Linked DNA regions of Homo sapiens: region 2 is linked to region 1. Evidence: read pairs that join two places in POLR2A ChIA-PET (ENCODE). Cell type or tissue: MCF 10A. All regions are shown on one strand. Each heading gives the region's core, and the rest is flanking DNA. Links, peaks and the distances in the headings are about the cores only. Region 1 has its middle 31 kb from the start of LINC01622. Region 2 has its middle 41 kb from the start of FOXQ1.

What was found. Peaks named below come from ENCODE experiments on the same cell type or tissue, not always from the same donor. Only the 100,000 strongest peaks of a DNase experiment are listed, where the experiment ranks them.
Region 2: POLR2A ChIA-PET joins it to region 1 with 5 read pairs; 1 of 35 experiments calls an interaction of 5 or more read pairs at or near these places.

Annotation. Positions count from the first base shown.
Region 1 is chr6:1,129,526-1,134,909 of GRCh38, reverse strand. No RefSeq gene overlaps it. Among named protein-coding and RNA genes, the nearest start is that of LINC01622, 31 kb to the right of the region's middle. In MCF 10A, for the core only: no CTCF peak of the experiment used is centred there; a DNase peak (open chromatin) is centred at 3,039.
Region 2 is chr6:1,267,939-1,273,322 of GRCh38, reverse strand. No RefSeq gene overlaps it. Among named protein-coding and RNA genes, the nearest start is that of FOXQ1, 41 kb to the left of the region's middle. In MCF 10A, for the core only: no CTCF peak of the experiment used is centred there; a DNase peak (open chromatin) is centred at 2,082.

The DNA.
Region 1 (5,384 bases), core at 124-5,123:
GTAAAATATCATCTCACCCCAGTTAGGATAACAAAAAGACAAAAAGTAACAAATGCTGGTGAAGATGTAGAGAAAAAGGAAAACATTATGAGAAACAGTATGGAGGTCCCTTAAAAAGCTATAAATAGGACTACCAGATGATCCAGCAATCCCTCTACTGGGTATATGCCCAGTATGGATTTGGATTTCTTTTCAATCCAAGGGAAAGGAAATCAATATGTTGAGGAGACATTTGCACTTATGTGTTTATTGCAGCAGTATTCACAATAGCCAACACATGAAATCAACCTAAATGACTGTAACAGATGAATAAAGAAAATGTGGTACATGGTACATATATACAATGGAATACTATTCACCAAAAAACACAAATCCAGTCATTTATGCCAAAATGGATGAGCTTGGAGGACATTATGTTAAGTAAAATAGGGCAGACACAGAAAGACAAATACAGCATGTTCTCATTCATATGTGGAAGCTTAAAAATTTGAAAGTAGGCCGGGCACGGTGGCTCATGCCTGTAATCCCAGCACTTTGGGAGACCGAGGCAGGTGGATCACGAGTCAGGAGTTCGAGACCAGCCTGACCAATATGGGGAAACCCTGTCTCTACTAAAAATACAAAAATTAGCCGGGCATGGTGGCGTGTGCCTGTAATCCCAGCTACTCAGGAGGCGGAGGCAGGATAATTGCTTGAACCCGGGAGGCGGAGGTTGCAGTGAGCCAAGATCGCGCCACCACACTCCAGCCTGGTGACAGAGTAAGACTGTCTCAAAAAAAAAAAACACAACAAAAATGTCTAGGAGCAGAGAGTAGACTAGTGGTTACTGGAGGCTAGGACGGGTAGCAGCAGAGATTGGATAGGGAGAAGTTGGTTAATTAATACAAAATTACAGCTAGGGAGGAGGAATAAGTTCTAGTGTTCTGCAGCACTGTAGGGTAACTATAGTAAACAACCATTTATTGTATTTTTTCAAATAGCTAGAAGAGAGGATTTCGAATGTTACAAACACAAATAAATGATAAAGATTTGAGGTGACAAACTGCTAATTACCCTGATTTGATCATTATACATTGTATACATGTATCAAAATATCACATTGTACCCCCAAAATATGTACAATTATGATGTATCAATTAAAAATATAGACTTAAACATTCTTATATGTTAAATGAAAATAATTTAGGAACAGCTATACTCTAAAAGAAAGTGTTCTGATCATATTCTATAAGAACAAGAAAAAGGATGAGAATGTGAGGGAAAGTTGGTTTCTGTGATAACCTCAAGTCTAATTAGAAGCAGTAATACATTGAGGCAGTCACAGAATCGTCTGTTCTAGTGATACACCAAGAAAGAAGTATTAATAAGTATTTAATATGGGTGTTCTATAAATTATCCCTCTAAAGTTTTTGTACTCTTTTGAGCTTCTTGAATATGTGAATTTCTTTCTCAGCAAATTTGGAAAATATTTGGCCACGACTTTTCAAACATTCTTCTAGAACCCTAATCGCACGCACTGCATCTATTTGAGAGCTTTTGGTTTGGTTGCTGAGGCTTCTTCGCTCGCTTTCTTTTTATCCCTTTTTCTCTTTGCTCTTCAAATTGGTTAATTTCTATAGATTGAAGTCCAAGTTCACTGAATCTTTCTTTTGACCTCTGCACTCTCCCGTTATGCCCATTTAGTAAAATTTTCATTTTAGATATTGTATTTTCAGATCTAGAATTTCCATTTGGCTGTGCTTTCCTAGTTGTTCATTAATTACAAGTATAATTTCCTTTATGTCCCAGAGCTGAGCTTAAAAATCCTTATCTGTTCATTACAACATCTAGGTGATTCTGGGTCAATCTTCATTGAAACTCCCCTTCAGTTTCTTCGAATATCTGATTTTGGATCCTGTTCTGGATGTTGCAAATGATTTGCTGTAGAGGTTCTGAATTATGGTATATTTCTCTGCAGAGTATTGAATTTCCATTTTAGCAGACAGTTAACTAAACTGGACGGAAACTCCAAACACTGTCTCTCTAGTGTGGTGCCTTCCTCCAAGTGTGGACTCCCCTTACTTCTGCCTGCTTCTCTCCAGTGCCTCCAGATAGTTGTTTTTTAAAAATATTTTGACTAGTGTTTATAGCTGTTACTTCCAAGAGATTTAGTCTGATAGGAGCTGCTATTCTGCTACCAGAACCTGGAAGTCCTTTGCACTCTTTTGAACTATCAAATTTTAGTGATATTCCTACCTCAGGAATCTACTTCTAGGCATTATCGTTTATAAATTGTATCTTTTCTATGGCATGTTTTGATTGAGCTATCAAATCCACGTGCAATGTGCTATGATGGAAAATGCCTGCTGGGGGTGTCAGGAGACCTGCTTTCCCTAAACCTGCTGGCCTTGGACTGCCCACTCCCCCCTTATGGAGCCTGTTGTCTCACGCATGAAGTGTGCAGGCCTGACTGCTGACATTGCTGGAAAAAGCAAATCTCAGTAAAAGATCAGGGGGATGCTTTTATTCTGAAAAAGAAGCGTTTGATGAAATAGGAGTTTTTACATCTTGGTGGGAGATAGGCCGTCCTTGCCCCCCACCCACACCCTTACGTTTAATTTTTAAGCCCAAGTGATGAACTTCTAATTGTAGAAGCAGGTGTACATTTAGGGTTGAGGTGAGAACATTTCAGAGGCCAGGTAGGTCCTCTAGGTCTCTGTGAACATGCACGCACCCCCCTGCCCTAGACACATCTCTCATAAGTCTCAATCTAAGTCAACACTGAAAATAGATCTTAAGGCAAGAATTTTGTCCCTTCTGTATTCTAAATGTAAACTAAACTGTAAGTCCATGTGTAATTATTCTGGCCTGGAGGCTGCAGTGCTATATACACACTGCGGCACTGTGAACACTTCCCAAGTTTATTTAGTGCTGAGTGCTATGCCGTGCATGTCAGAGCTGAGAATAATCCTGTCTGTGGTCTCCACTCCTCTGGGGCATTCTTAGTGCTCTGTGACTAACATGCAGGACCTGTCATGTGAGCCCCAGGAAGGGCTGTTGAATCATGCCAATCTGAGAGGCCAACAACACGTCAATTAACTGGAAACATTAACTAGGAGCAGGGTGGGGGAGGGGAGAAACGTGAGTTGGGGAGAGAGAGACACACACACACGGACAGAGACGGGAGAGGAGAGAGAGATGAAGAGATAGAGAGGAGGAGAGGGAAGGGAGGATAGGCAGGAGAGAGCCAAAAAGATAGAGAGTGAAAGGAAGAGAGAGATAAGAGAGAAGGAAAGATGAGAGGGAGGAAGATGGAGAAAGTAGAAGAGCAGGAAACAACAGTTGGAGAGAGAGAAAGAAGGAGAGAGAGAAAGAGAGACACTGAGCCCTGGGGACAGAGGGAAGGACAGCTGGGCTGGAGGCAGGGGGCCTGGGAGCCTGGTCAAGTCAGTCCATGAGGCTGCTCTGAGACGTCACTGGGGGCAGGGAGAGAGTTATCCAGAACTTTAGTACAGTCTTCTTTCTAGAAAACAGTGCTACCAGAAAGGGCTTATGTCCAGATCTGAGGTGCACTTACTTGTTCCCGAAGATCCAAATCTAAGTTGCTTTTAGATTCTACTCTGTGCTTCCACGGAGTCTACTCTAACGACCTTGGCCAGGTCTCTGGCCTCCATCAAGGAACGACCAGAATTCCTGGGTCTGGCCACAGGTTTTGGCCCCGCCTCAGAGGGTTGGGTGAGGGGGCTTAGCAGGTGTAGGAGAGCTTGCTCTGGGCAGTAGCTGTGGGCCTTACTTCTGTATTTGCCGCAGTATCTGATTTGCCCTGTAGAGCATTTATGTCACTAGGTTTTTACAAAAGTTGCTTTTTGACTTATTGCCTTAGTGACGAGTTGTCAGGTTTTTCTCTGTTTAAGTGGCTACAGCTGAATAGCTCAGGCCAAACTTAAAGCTCACACTTGAGACTTGACGTGCTCAGCTCCTGCTAAAGAGGCTCCAGGGCAGCGCCTGCCTTTCCGGGAAGCTCCCCTGAGGGTCACCGAGGCTGCAGAGAACACCCGGTGATGACTGCATGGATCTCCTTCATCTGCTGGGATTCAAGCTGTGTTGCTGGTGAGGCAAAGGGCCCCTTCTCTCCAGGTTCTAGCACAGCCTCACCACCAGGAGCTCCTTCCAGAAACGATGGTGCTGGCAGCTCTGACTAAACAGTTAGGCCAATAGGGAACTAGAGGAGCTGGGTTCAAACCTCTTTTCCAGTATCTTGTTGGGCTGAGAGCCCTTGGAGGAAGGGTTTCAGTGTGAGTCTGGAGAAAAACAGATCCAAACTCAGCGTCATAAAAACATGCGGTTGGAACACCTGTCCTTCATCTGGCTTCAGGAGAGGGCTACAGGCTTGAAGATGCTTCTCCACAACTCCGGAGAAAGCAGCATTTGCCCTTTGTTTCTTTGGGAGCTGCCAGGGCATGTCTTACAAGAAATCCCTACTTCCACCCCTACTTCCACAGCTGACCCACCACATATGATGTGTGTGTCAAAGATGACCGTCAATAGTTAGGACGTCAGCTGAGCCTGTGGCCTCCATCGGGTGGGAGGTGGTCCTGGTGAAAAACAATAGTCAAATGGCCTCAACCATTCCCTCTCTCCTCGGGAAAGCTGTGATGATGGTGGAGTAAAGGGGAGATGCCTTTCCAGGCCCCATGCAGTTGGTGTTTCTGTTCTTCATGTCGCCAGCTGCATTTCCATTTTGGAAAGGCTGGGCTCCTCAGGTCACTCCTAGGTTCCCATGTTTCAGTGAATTCCGGGACGTGAACACTCAATGCTGAAGGCAATCTGTGCGTGCCATTCTCTGGCATTTTTTTTGTTATTTTATTATTATATATATTTTTGGAGGCAAGGCCTTGCTCTGTTGTGCAGGCTGGAGTGCAGTGTGATCAGGGCTCACCACAGCCTTGAACTCCTGGGCTCAAGAGATCCTCCCACCTTAGCCTCTCAAGTAGCTGGAACCACAGGCATGTACCACCACACTTGGCTAATTTTTTCTTTTAATTTTGTTTTTGTAGAGACAGGGTCTCACTATATTGCCCAGGATGGTCTTGAACTCCTGAGCTCAAGCAATCCTCCTGCCTTGACCTCACAAGGTGCTGGGATTACAGGCGTGAGACTCTGTACCTGGCCAGGAATCCTATTATGAAATAAAAAATTGAGAAAAGAAGAAGGAAACTGGGCGTCTCGGCCAGGACTGTGAGCTTCAGGAGCCAGGGGTGCACCTAAAGTGGCATCTTCATATCCTCTCTGGAGGCTGAGCTCAAGGCCTCCAAGGGGGCAAAGGCCCCAGGGTGCTCATCAATCAAAACATCAGTTGTGTGTTGGGATAGACCTTCTAGAATGTCAAGGAGTAATTTGAAAGG
Region 2 (5,384 bases), core at 92-5,091, 140 kb before region 1:
TTATGAATGGTGGACGCAATATTTGTCTTTCTGTGCCTGGTTTATTTCACTTAACTAATGACCTCCAGTTCCATGTTGTGGCAAATGATGGGATTTCATTCTCATTTATGACTGAGTAGTACTCCATTGTGTATATACACCACATTTTCTTTATCCACTCATCCATTGATGGACACCTATATTGATTCCATATCTTTGCTATTGCAATGCCCACAGGCAGTTTTGAGCACATACCTGGTTCTCAGAGGCAGGGGAAGATACAAAGATGAGTGAGAAACCATTTCCACGTTAGATCAGTTCATAGTCTAATTGCAAAGATGAACATATAAGGAATAACCCAATAATAATATACAGTCATCCTTCAGTGTCTGTGGGGTGTCAGGTCCATGACTACACCAAATATCACCCTTGGGGTCAGGTTTCAGCCCATGCTGAGGTCCGGAGGGAGTGAGTCGATGAGTAGATAGCTGAAAGAACACTTGGGGGGCTGTAGGCAAGTGCAATGTGGTTTTATTCAGCAGCAGCTCTCATAAACAGCTTACTTATATTAGCTCTTTTACTTTGTCCTCTCATCAGCAGCTTTCCTACACTGTTCACCCTGTCTTGGCTGCTTAGTCCAGTGGCTCCCACCCACAACTGTGTGGCTGGCTCTCCCCTGCCTTCGGGTTCAGCAGCTTCACTCTTTCTCTCTCTGGGCACAAGCAAGCCGAGCTGTGTCCTGGCTCCCTCCTGTCCGTCTGCAAGATGGACAGCTTTGGCCCTCTTCCTTTCTCTGGGTGTGAGCATCTGTACAGTGTCAGCAGGACAATTATACTTTTTACAGGCAATAGTGGCTTAGAGTCAAATGATGAGCCTTCCCGTGTTATGGCTACATGGCTGTGATAGCAAGTGGAATTATGCACCTGCACTCTAAACTCGTGGAGTCATTCTGGATGTTTATCTCTGCCTATCCTTGACCAAAGTACAACCATGTTCCTTACAGGGGGATTGGTTCCAGGAACCTGTTTGGATGCCAAAATCCATGGATGCTCAAGTCCCTGATATAAAATGGCATGGTATTTGCATATAACCTAGAAACACCCTCCTGTGTACTTTAAATCATCTCTAGATTATTTAGAATAACTAATACATGTAAAGGCTAGGTAAACAGTTGTTGTATTGTTCAGTGAATAATGACAAGAAATAAAGGTCTGTACAAGTTCAATACAGAAGCAATCAAAAAATATTTTCTGTCTGTGGATGGTTGAATCCATAGATGCAGAACCCATGGATATGGAGGGCCAACTGTAATATGGGAGACAATTTTGCCTTGCTGTACCTGTATTGTAGTGACCCACTTTACCTGAAGACCTTAGGGGAGATCATTCTGGAGTCATGACAGCTGAGCTCAGTTAAGTGAATGTTTTCAAAATGAGGAAGGAGGAGGGCGTCTGGCCAAGGGCCATCTGCAAAACTTGGTGGTGCATTTGAGTAAGTTGTATACGGGGAATAGCATAGAGTTGTGTGGCTGGAGCCCAGTGCTTTTAGGAAAATGGGAAAGAGTGGGAAATGAGACAAGTGAAGTAGATTTTGCATCTGATGAGGAACTGCTCATATGTCTTGCTAAAGAATTTGGACTTCATCTAATGGACAGTGGGGGCTGCTGCTGGCTTTCAGCCCAGGAGTGCTATGGTGCTATATGCTTGAGGTCACACCGTTCTCCCCAGTCCCACGGCAGGTGGAGACCTTGAGGCCACACCGTTCTCCCCAGTCCCGCGGCAGGTGGAGACCTTGACTAGACAGCCTCCGCTTTGGCTCAGTGCTCTCTTTGTTCCATTCATCATCTGTAAAAAGGGCGTGATGTGTGAGGTTATTGAAAAGAATAAATACATGCTGCCTATAACCTACCTGAAAAACTCTAAGTGCGATGTAAAATGGTCATTGTTCTTAGTAAAGGAATTACAATGGCAATTGCCTAATTCCAAGCACGGCTGGATCCTAGCCCTTCCAGTTAGCCAATAACAGGGGCAGTGAGTTTGGACGAACAACTTTGTGCCCAGGTGCAAGTTTTCTGAATGTGTCAGACAGAGCACATAGAAAAATGAGGCCAAGTTGACTGTCGTTAAAGTTTGTCTTAAATATTTGATAATGCCCAGCCTGAGGGAATGTTTTCCTTCCCATTATTTATATATTACTTGCTTAAGATGTATTCCTATTCATTTCATAATTTCAGAGGCATCTCACTGTTGGGAAATTCTCAAATTCCAAAGCCTGTGAGCAGAGAAGGCAGCAGTTGATGGTACCCACAAGAGATCTTCAGGGGCCCCATTTGCTTCTTGAAATGCCAGGTTTAATCTTATGCCTAGAGGTTGGGTCTGTGGCCAGGGGAAGGGTCAGCTCTGGGCATGCATGCTGAGGAGGGCCGGCCCCACAGGAGTGAAATGAACAATGCCATCCTTCCCCAAGGAATTCTGCCCTAGGACCCAAAGGCAACAGATGCAGTGGCGTGCTGGTAAATGGTCACCAAATGTCTCCCAGCACGTGGTTCCCGTGTGAATGTTGGTTGATATTTTGTTTATTAATGTTTGTTAATGGTCATTGTTTTCATCATTAATTTTATATAAATTTTTTAGTTAATTGGTACTCTTGGTTTTTCTTAAAATTCTGTAGGCAGAATTTTCACAGATCATTGTATTTGAAGAGACCTCCACGAAGAATCAGCAGTTTTTACTGCAAGGTAGATTATTTAATAATTTCAGAGAAGGGTCTCATTATAAGGGACACAAGGCTGCCTTCCTCTCACTGGGCATCTCCCTAAATGCCTGGTGGCCCTCAGGAAGTCAGTGCATGTTCAAGTGTTCTTCAGTTAGCAAGTGAGATGAAGGTGAAACAATGAAGACACGATATGAACAGCCTCTTTGCAGAATTCAACAGTGGCTTTCAAATTCTGGAGGAATATCTCCTTAGCTATTTTGTGCTATTCACAATGTGATGTCCCCAGACAAGATACATTTTAAAATTCAGTCTCCAATCTATTATTTTAATAGCTTAATCTATTAACACTTTATCACTATCTTATGTCTAGACAATTGACAAAACAACAAACCAGGCCCTGATTTGTAGCATGTGACATTTTTCATGGTGTAAATGTTCCCATGCATGCACGGGTGATCTCAAGTGACTGTCCACAACCAGTGCACAGATTCTTGAAAATGTAACAGTTGGCTCTCCTGAGCCCACAGGAGCTGGTTGCAGACTACCACCCATGCAGGTAGAAATTAAAACTTTTTGAGAGCTAGTGACAGACAGGATCTTAGTTTCCATGATTTGAAAGAATCATGGACATTTGGAACAGCAGAGGAATACTGTGGGGAGCTGAGGGGAGGAAAATAACTGCATACACGATGGTGTTTAGCAGGAAAACCACCCCACTCTGTAAGGGATAATCAAATACATAACAATAGAAAAGAGAAAAGTGCAGAACTGCATAGACCTCAGAAGTAGCAAGATGCAGAGGGAGTCAGCCTGTTTAGGCTCTTTTTTAAAAATAAAATACTTGCTAAAGCTCTTCTCGGGCCATAGGTCCCAAGGTTTCCAGTATTTTTGACAGATGCTAATCCTTCTAATGCCCTGGGAGGCGCTGGCATCATTTATATGTTGAAGATGAGAAAATTGAGAAGGGTCTTGTGATTTGTGCTGAGGTTAAGGAGTCAAAGTCAGAGATGAGAAAAGATTTTATTATTTTAGGCTATTTGAGTCACTCTTTGTTAATGGAAACAAAACAAAACCCCACTTAGTAATCAAAGCACCACAGGCTTAGCGAAAAACGTTTAATTTGTGGGAACTCCCATTGGATATGTTGGTGAGCTAGGTAGGAACGCATTAAACCTGGTCAGGAATGAGGGGAGGAGAGCCTGGACCATGCTGGCTTGAGCTCCCTACCCTCAGTGGGGCAAGGGGAATACCTCCCAGGGTTTCCTGTTTCTTCCCCGTCATGTTGAAGTTCATCTGCCAATTTTTGAAGCCCTTCATAATCCAGGCCCATCACACTTCTTGGTGGGCACCAATGCTCAAAAAGCCCTGATGACTCTCCCACAGATAGGCTGGGCTCATCCCCTCTTGGCGCATACTACCAGCTAGTAAGGAAGAGAGCTCTGTCCACAGCGCATGCTAAGGGTGCCTGTGCAGTGTCCCATTTCATTCTCATACAAACAAATTGAGGTTGTTACTATCATTGTCCCACTTTATAGAGGAAATGGAGGCAGGGAGCCTCCACCCAGCTTACCTAAGCTCATGTAGTTAGTAAAACCTTTTACTAATAAGTAAACAAGCTTTTTACTAGCAAGCCTTTTAACACAGGACTAAATGTTCAAAATTAGGCTCACAATGCTGCATTCCATGTCCTGCAGTTCATGGAGTTCCTTTCCCCATTACTTTCCCTCTCAATCCAAGCCTGTCCCTCTTTTGGGCTCCCAAATGCTCAAGATCCTCATCAGTGTTCCATACAGCTACCTTCAGGAAAAGAGCTCCCATCCCATCTCTTCTGGGTTACTTGAGAAATTTGTCTATAGTGTGCAACTGTCATCCAAATGTGTCCTCTCTTGCCTGATATAGTATCCTATGCAGTGCTTCTCCAACAAAGCTATAAGCTCTTTAGGGAAAACAAGCATGTCTTCATTTCCCATAGCAGGGCTGTAGATAGACACTCAACACATACTCGGTGATGGATCGATTCAGGTCCAAGTCCAGCACCGTTTATTTACTTAGCATCTATAGCACCAGGCGTCAGACTGCGGATACAGAGATGAAAGACATTCCCTCTATCAAAGAACTTCAAATTCCAGTGGAGCAAGCCGATTAGCCAACAGTTACAATGCAATGTGATTAGCATGACCAAGGAAGGCCCAGATGAGGAGAGTCCTCTGGGAAGGGCTCGGTGAGAAGCTCACTTTTAAACCAGCCCAGCCTTTTGTTCTTTTTTTTCCAGAGACATGGTCTTGCTCTGTTGTCCAGGCTGAAGTGCAGTGGCATTATCATAGCTCACTGCAGCCTTGAACTCCTGGGCTCAAGTGATCCTCTTGCCTCAGCTTCCCAAGTAGCTGGGACAATAGGTGTGCACCACCACACCCAGCTAATTTTTAATTTTTTTTTTTTTTTTTTTGTAGAGACAGGGTTTCACTATGTTGCCCAGGCTAGTCTCGAACTTCTGGGCTCAAGCGATCCTCCCACCTTGGCCTCCCAAAGCTCTGGGGTTATAGGCATGAGCCACCGTGCCCGGCCCAGCTAAGCCTTGAAGGATGAGAGGAAACCAGAGTTCATCAGGAGGAGGCTGGGGAAAGCTAGGGCCCGGCACACAGTGCACGTTCTGAAGCTCAATGCATCTCCTGGGGTATTTCACCACATCT